2 separate regions of the Mus musculus genome follow, and region 2 is linked to region 1. A link is a loop called in an ENCODE intact Hi-C map of the cell type or tissue named here. Cell type or tissue: left cerebral cortex. All regions are shown on one strand. Each heading gives the region's core, and the rest is flanking DNA. Links, peaks and the distances in the headings are about the cores only.

The links. A loop is a pair of places that touch in the nucleus more often than their neighbours do. Peaks named below come from ENCODE experiments on the same cell type or tissue, not always from the same donor. Only the 100,000 strongest peaks of a DNase experiment are listed, where the experiment ranks them.
Region 2: it touches region 1 in a loop (2.4-fold over the local background); 6 of 42 quality-filtered maps call a loop at or near these places.

What each region holds. Positions count from the first base shown.
Region 1 is chr19:29,061,897-29,065,664 of GRCm38, reverse strand. No RefSeq gene overlaps it. Among named protein-coding and RNA genes, the nearest start is that of Gm9895, 3.5 kb to the left of the region's middle. In left cerebral cortex, for the core only: a CTCF peak has its summit at 1,594 (motif pointing left); a DNase peak (open chromatin) is centred at 1,618; H3K27ac peaks cover 623 bases.
Region 2 is chr19:28,973,809-28,977,576 of GRCm38, reverse strand. It overlaps the pseudogene Gm3621 and the pseudogene Gm4844. Among named protein-coding and RNA genes, the nearest start is that of 4430402I18Rik, 7.9 kb to the right of the region's middle. In left cerebral cortex, for the core only: a CTCF peak has its summit at 2,049 (motif pointing left); DNase peaks (open chromatin) are centred at 2,065 and 2,288; H3K4me3 peaks cover 540 bases; H3K27ac peaks cover 380 bases.

The DNA of each region.
Region 1 (3,768 bases), core at 503-3,002:
AAGGGGTCTTGGTCCTTTTAAGGATTCTGTTTAGAAACCAGAACACAGCTGATCTCCCTCCCTTCCAGTGCAGAAAACTGGGGCTATGTGGACATGACCATGTAAGGACTCGGGCATTCCTCTAGATTTATTCCACACACACACAGTGGACTTGATGCTTCTGAGCTCAACCCCATGCAGCTTTCCCTAGAGTTTTCCCTAGAGTTGCATGTTAGCTCTTCAGGAATGGGAAGCTCTGCCCCCCATTAACTCAAACACATCTGTATGCAGTCTTCATGCCACTTGGGCTCCTATGCTCATACCAGACACCTCCAAACAGGACACCCCCCTACGAGTCAGTTTGGGTCACACTGGCTTCTGGTTGCCTGTTTTGCTTGGCTCCTATCTAACTGTATACCAGGTTATTCAAGGAAGAAAATGAGAAATTGTATCCGTTCTTTTGTTATTTTATAGTATTTGTTTTAAAAAAATTATCATACAAGGTATTAGTCATCACAGTATTTGTTTGTTTGTTTATTTTTGGGACAAGGTTTCTTTGTGTTGTCTTGGCTGTCCTGGAATTCACTCTGTAGACCAGGATGGCCTTGAACTCACAGAGATCCACTTGCCTCTGCTTCCCAAGGGCTGGGATTAAAGGCATGCACCACCACCACCGAGCCCTTAAAGCATTTAATTTAATAGATTCTCCTTTCCCTCCCCTCCCCTCCCCTCCCCTCCCCTCCCCTCCCCTCCCCTCCCTTCTCCCTCTCCCTCTCCTCCCCTTTCCACCCCTCCCCTCCCTGCTCTCCTCTCTTCTTTCCCAGGAACTCTATGCTATGGTGTGACCTAAACTGTGTGATTCCCTTGAATTACGCCCTCTTGTGCAAGGAGTCTGTGCTGTAGACTCCTTGCTTCCTCCTTCGAGTCCCAATTCTCTCTGCTTTGGGCTTGGAGCCTTGGGAAGACAGCAAGCACCTCAGGATGGTTCCTCCTTCAGGGCCCCTGGCTGAAGGTCTGCTGGCAGAAGAAACCAGTTCAGCCGGGGCCATGGTCTTGCCTGATAGTTGGCTGTTGGTTCAGGCCAGCCCTATCAGTCACTTGCACGCCGATGCCCTTTGGGGGAAGGGGAAGAGGCGTTGGCTACGGAGCCCCAGCCTTTAACTGTGGGCTGACTTCCCACGTCTCAAAAGACTGCCAAGACAGCCCTTCAGACAGCTTTGTGAGGGAAATGGTTTTAAAAGGTTAGTCCAATTAAACACCCATAAAGGAAACAGTAGATGACTAACAGAAATTACAGGCTAGCTACACTCTTACTGAAATGGCAGACTCATTTGTGTCTTTGAGTAATTTCATAACACACAGTGCTTGCTCATAGAGAATGAAAACTAGGACCATTAGGAGTGTCCATCCAGTCCTTTCATTACCTCCCAGGCCTTGTCAGGTTGCGTTCCCTGGCTTCTCTCATTCAAAGCACGCCATCAGAAACCAAATTACTCATACAAGTGAGAGTTACAGACAAAGTAAATACGTAAAAATATAATCCAATTGAGCTGCCTTTGAGGCTTGAATTTCCAGCAAAACATTTCCTGGGACGGCATTTACGTCGACTCAGCGCCACCTGCCGGTAGGTGGAATCTTAGCAACTGAATGTTCATTGGCCAGGCACGGCCACGTGGGTAGAGTGGGGGCGGGGCAGCTCATTCCGCCTATTCATTCTGAAAGCAGTCAGGTGTGTTGGTGAAGTGCCAGGCGCTGTGTCCTCAGTGAAAGGAATATCATCACTGCCCTGTCTAGTGCCGTACTTCTTAAAACTAGGCACAAGCCGGAATCATCCTGAGATGAAGTTCAGACTTTTAGACTCTCCTCTAAAAAGATTGTAGTTAATGGACTAGAATAGGTCCTGAGAACCTGTATTTTTAAACAGAATGGCTGACTCAGCAGTTCTCAACCTGTGGGTTGCGACCCCTTTGGGGATATTTCACAGGGGTTGCCTAAAATCGTCAGAAAACACAGATATTTACATTGCCATTCATAATAGTAGCAAAATTACAGCTATAAAGTAGCACAAAAAATATATATATATGGTCGTAGATCACCACAGCATGAAGAACTATATTAAAGGGTCACAACATTAGGAAGGGTAAAGACGACTCATCTAGGTGATTCTGAGGAACAGGAAATCCATGAGGAAAAAGTAAATATAGAGAAAAGCCGAAAAATCTGTAAAGGCAATGGGGCCTGGGACTCCCCTACTTCTGCAGGTAGCACGAGGAGCCACAGCCAGAGCAGTTGTAGGCAACTGAAGGCTTAGGTTTGATTACTAGTGTAAGATGGGGGTGTGAGTATGATATGAATGTTGTTGCCCTGCTTTTAACTATGGCTGCAGGTGAGCCCTGGGCTCCCATTCATGTCCTGGATTGACTTGGTTTTGAATATAAGAAACAGGTATAGGTCCTATAGGTCCCCTTCTCAGCATCCTTCTATCCCGTGGGTCCTGGGGGTTGAACCCAGGTCATCACTGCTGTCAGCAAGCGTCTTCATGCACCGAGCCGGACCCCTGGCCTTCTAAGTCCTTTTGTTTTGTATTGGTTTTGCTTTGCTGGGAATGAACATGGCTTTCCTGCTGAGCCCCAGACTAGCCCGTTCTTTATATGACATCACACCATGCCCACAGCTGATCTGATCCAGCCCCTGGAATTCCTTTTATATCTGTGTAACTTTCTCCACAGATATATGTCTGTGGGTGCTATTTGGAGTCAAAAACAGACTTTTTCTGGATGTCCACTCTTTGTCCCTAAGGGGCATGGAGAAACTTCTCACTCTGTTCTTCTGCTGTTGATACAAAACACAGTTCTTGCCTCAAATGGGATAGTTTATTCTGGAGCCAAATGTGGGTGACCACAGCCCAGGAACACAGATCCAAGCAGACCAGAAAGATAGATCCCACTGCAAAGGGCCACATGAGATGTATTAATTATGGAACAAAGTCATAAGTCAAGACAGTTACCAAATACACTGGTGGAGACAACAGTTAGGCAGGCTACAGCAAAGCAGGGAACCTTTGTTATAGGTCCCAGATGTGATCTGCTAACATCCTAACTTCTGGGTTGGTGGAAACTGGTGGTCTGTTAAGAATACATCCTGGGTCAGACACAGGGATGGGCAGTGCATGGCTTTCAAAGATATTTTGCTCGGGTCTGTAACAGTCTTTGTGTATGTGAGGATGTGTAGATGGGTGTGCTTGTGTGTGTGTGTGTTTATGTGTGTGTGTGTGTGTGTGTGTGTGTGTGTGTGTGTGTAAGGATGCCCTTATAAGTGCACAAAGGCCAGGCCAGCCGGGAGAGGTCAGGGGACAGGTGACTTCCTCATTTGCTCTCTGCCTTATTCCCTTAAGATAAAGGAACCTGAACCTGGAACTCTGGTTTTCACTAGGCTGGCTGGACAGCAGGCCCCAGGATCAACCAGTCTCCACGCCTCATTCCCCCTTCCTCAGTGCTGGGGTTGCAGGTGCCAGTGGCCATACCTGCTCTTTCAGTGGGTGCTAGGGATCTGAACTCAGGTCCTCTGGTTGTATATCTGCTGTTCTCCCACCCCCAGTCAGGCTCAGAGACATCTCCCCAGTGCCTGGTCCTCAACAGTTTCTCTCTCCAAGATCATTAGTTCTTCTTCAGTTTCAGTATATATGGTATACACAGGTATACAGGGATGTTTCTTACCTGTTTTCATAGGTCATAAATAGATCACTGTCCTAGTTAGGATTTTACTGCTGTGAACAGACACCATGACCAA
Region 2 (3,768 bases), core at 660-3,159, 88 kb after region 1:
TGGTAGTGTTTCCATTTAAGCATCTTATAGATTGGAAGGTATATATATATATATATATATATATATATATATATATATATATATATATATATATTGTTTTTTGTTTGTTTTTTTGTTTTTTGTTTTTCGAGACAGGGTTTCTCTGCGTAGCCTTGGCTGTCCTGGAACTCACTTTGTAGATCAGGCTGGCCTCGAACTCAGAAATCCGCCTGCTTCTGCCTCCCAAGTGCTGGGATTAAAGGCATGCGCCACCATGTCCAGCGAAGGTATATACTTTAAACACACAAATGTTGAGCTACAGAAATTCCTAAACTCCATCACCCAAACTCAGCCATTGTGAGGATTTTGCTACACTCGCTTCCTGAAATATTTGAAAGTAAAATCTAAGCATTATGTCATTTTACCACTATGCACATATGATGATCAACCTTTATTGATCCATACTAGATGTGGGCGGCCCCATCCCAGGGACCACTGAGGAGGAACCTACAGCTTCATTTGGGCAAGGCAAGCTGGCTAGCAATGGGGTTATAGCTGCAGCCTTTCTCTTTTAGCTTCCTGACTGTGGACACAGCAAAGTGGACAGTGACGTCACTCACCTGCTGCCTCATCTTGCCCACCACTGATAGGCCTGACTCTCATACTCTGAGTCAAAAGAAACCTTTCCTGGGATTGCCTTTGGCAGGCACATACTTACACAGTAATAATACGGTAATGCAACATCTTAATATGCATCTCTAAACAAAGTTAATGTTCACCCCACACAGACAAAAAAAAGCTTCCATACCTACCAAAATTAATCAATGGCTATTATATAGTCAATCTCCAAGCATTGTAAAAATGTCCTGTAATTCTCAAACACTGAGTTGGTTTGTTAAAATCAAGGTGTAAAAATAGCTCACCTATAATATTTGGTGATTGGTATTTTTAAGATCTGTACCAGTTATTGCCAACACTTCCTTTGTTCTAACAATGCCATTGACATTGCCAATGACAACTTTTGGTTGTCATGTAGAAAGCTCAACGTCATATGTGTGACAGGATGCCTTTTTGTGGTGCCGTTAGTGTGTTTCTCAGCTGGCAGTGTAGCTCAGTGGTAGAGTACAAGGACTTAGGTCCTACCCCTGACACTGTAAAACAAAGCAAAACTTATCTCCCATAACTGCTTGAAGAGCAGTTAAGTCTAGAGCAATATTGCAACCTAAAACACTCTCTGATGACGGGAACAATCTCTGCATTGTCTGTGTAATAGTCACTAGCTATGCGTAGCTACTGAGCACTAGGAATGTGACCAGAGCAAGCGAGGAGCTAGACTTTATGTATTTATTTATTTATCTTGCTTTAGCTAACTTAGTTATATGTAGCCACTATATTAGACAATGTGACACCAGTATCCTGATTGAACTTAATGTCAATTTCTTTTTTTTTTAGTCTTAAATGCCTCCAGATCCATCTTTTGAATAATACAAGTCAGCATGTAGTACTACCATAGTGATGTAGTTAAAGTTGTTCAGTGGGTCTATATAGATAGTAGTAGCCTGATCCTTTAGGGGGAGTTTTCCAAAGGATGCAATTTTAGTCATTTTTAACATATAAATGTCATGTTTACGGTTCGTTAAAAGCAAGGGAAGAGTTCATTTATTTATTCATAGTAAAAGAAAGGTACAATTTCTTCTTGAAATATTAAACTGTGCAAAAGCTGAAAAGTTAAAGTTTTAAAGAAAGACGTTGGAAAAGGATAGACATAAGATATAGTTTTGGGTTTGTTTGTTTGTTTCTAAAGGCCGGGGGTTGTGCACAAAAATCAAACAAATTTAGTGTTCTACAAACTCATGATTGCTGAATTGGCACAAAGACCCTTCCCCGCGCTTTATGACACCAGCACTGAGTCACAGAAGCCCCGCGGCTCCTAGTTCCTGAGAAGCCCTGACCTCTTGGGCAAATTTTGCCCGCGTGGGTCTGATGGGGAAAGATGGAATTTCTTGGAACCATTCAGACAGCGAGTTACTGTGGCTCCAAGAAAGACTGTGGCTTGCAGTGGCCGCCCCCTGCTGGGCAGGACCCTGAGGTACAGGAGTGCTACCAATCCTTTCACCTGCCCCGCTGCCGCTCTGCTTGGAGACCCAGAGTCTTCTACAAGGTCGCCACCACCCAGAAAAGCCAGGAGGATAGCGCAGGCGACCAGGGGCTGTCCACAATTCTGCCCTCGCTCCACTCCCCGCACTTCAATCGTTATACCCAACGCGAATGGGACCGCTCTAATGATCTGCTGATCAGTATTGCAGAGGCATCGCGGCTCCGCGCCAGCCGGCTGACAGACGACTCCCTGCGGATCATGCAGGATAAGGAGCAGCTGACACGCCAGATGCAAGAGGGAACCTTCCGGAACCTGGGCCAGAGGCTCTCCGACATCCGCTTCTGGAAGTCCGGGTTGTGTCATGAGCGGGACATGCTGATGGCGGAGATCAACAACTTGAAAACCCTCAAGATGCGCTTGGAGTGCGCCGCTAAGGAGGTGAACTGTCCCCTGCAGGTGACCCTGGACTATCTGTACAGTAAGGAGAAAAGGATCGGGATTAACCTGGTCCATGACAACGGGGAGAAAAACCTTCTCCGGGTAGCAGATTTACTTAAATGTTGCCAAGATCAGATGAGAAAATTAGCTAAACGAATTGATTCCCAGATGCAAGATAATCGAGATGTTCAACATGCCCTAGAGCAAGACATCGCAGACAAGAGCTCTGCACAGTCTATTGAGGAGAGATGTTTAAACCTAAAAAACACATCTGAATCCATTAACTTCTTCCGTGGCATGGAGAACTTTGACGAAACGGTCTCCGTTCCTGAAACCTGGGCCAAGTTCAGCAGTAACAACATCAGACACGCTCAGACTACGCGGGCCAAGTCTGTCCAGCTGCGGGAGGAGGTAGAGCACCTGTTTGAGACCTTGACAGCCCAGGTGTGGAGGCATTTCACCAACATCAACCTGGCCTACCAGTCTGCCCAACCTGGAGTTCTACAGGGGTGTGGCAAACACCAAATAAGACCCAGCAGCTGCAGAGCAGTCTTCTAGAAAGGCAGACACCACTAGTGAACCAGCAGTTCAATCCTGAAGAAACCTCTAGCCCTTTTCTTTTCTTCTTTTTTTTTTTTTTATACTCAGTCACCTTTATTAGTTATACCTCAGGTTATTTTTTTAAATAATATTTCACACCATTAAAGCAATCACACCACATTAATTAAATTGATGCATCCCAAATTCATGCGTCTTGATCTTTACAGGTGATAAAGATTACATCTCAATAAAAAAAAAATCCTTCGATGTCTTGCTTTGATGTTCTCTTTAAAAGAATTATAATGAAGAACCAATTCTTTTCATTTTTGTTTATGGGGGAAAGAGGAGGAGATAGCATCTTGCTGTGTAGCTTAGGCTGCACTTGAAAATTCTATTCTGTCTCAGACTCTCACCGCCAAACCTCACACTTGAAGGGCTGTTTCAAAGGTTTATTCTATCTCCTTCCACAAGTCGGCATCGAAACACCCAAGTATCCTTAAAGTCCAGGGTTCCTTCGACTCCGTACTGTTTCTCCGTTATCTTGAAAACTCCCTTGGAGATGTTTTCTTGACTGGTGCCCTTCCTGGTTGATATGCTTGCAGTCAGAACTGACAGTGGCAGGAAAGAATGAGCAGAGGTCAGAAGAAAACAGCGTCGCCCTTCTCCATCGCCGCGTACACCCGGGTGTTGTTCTGCTCATAGTCTTGGATGCC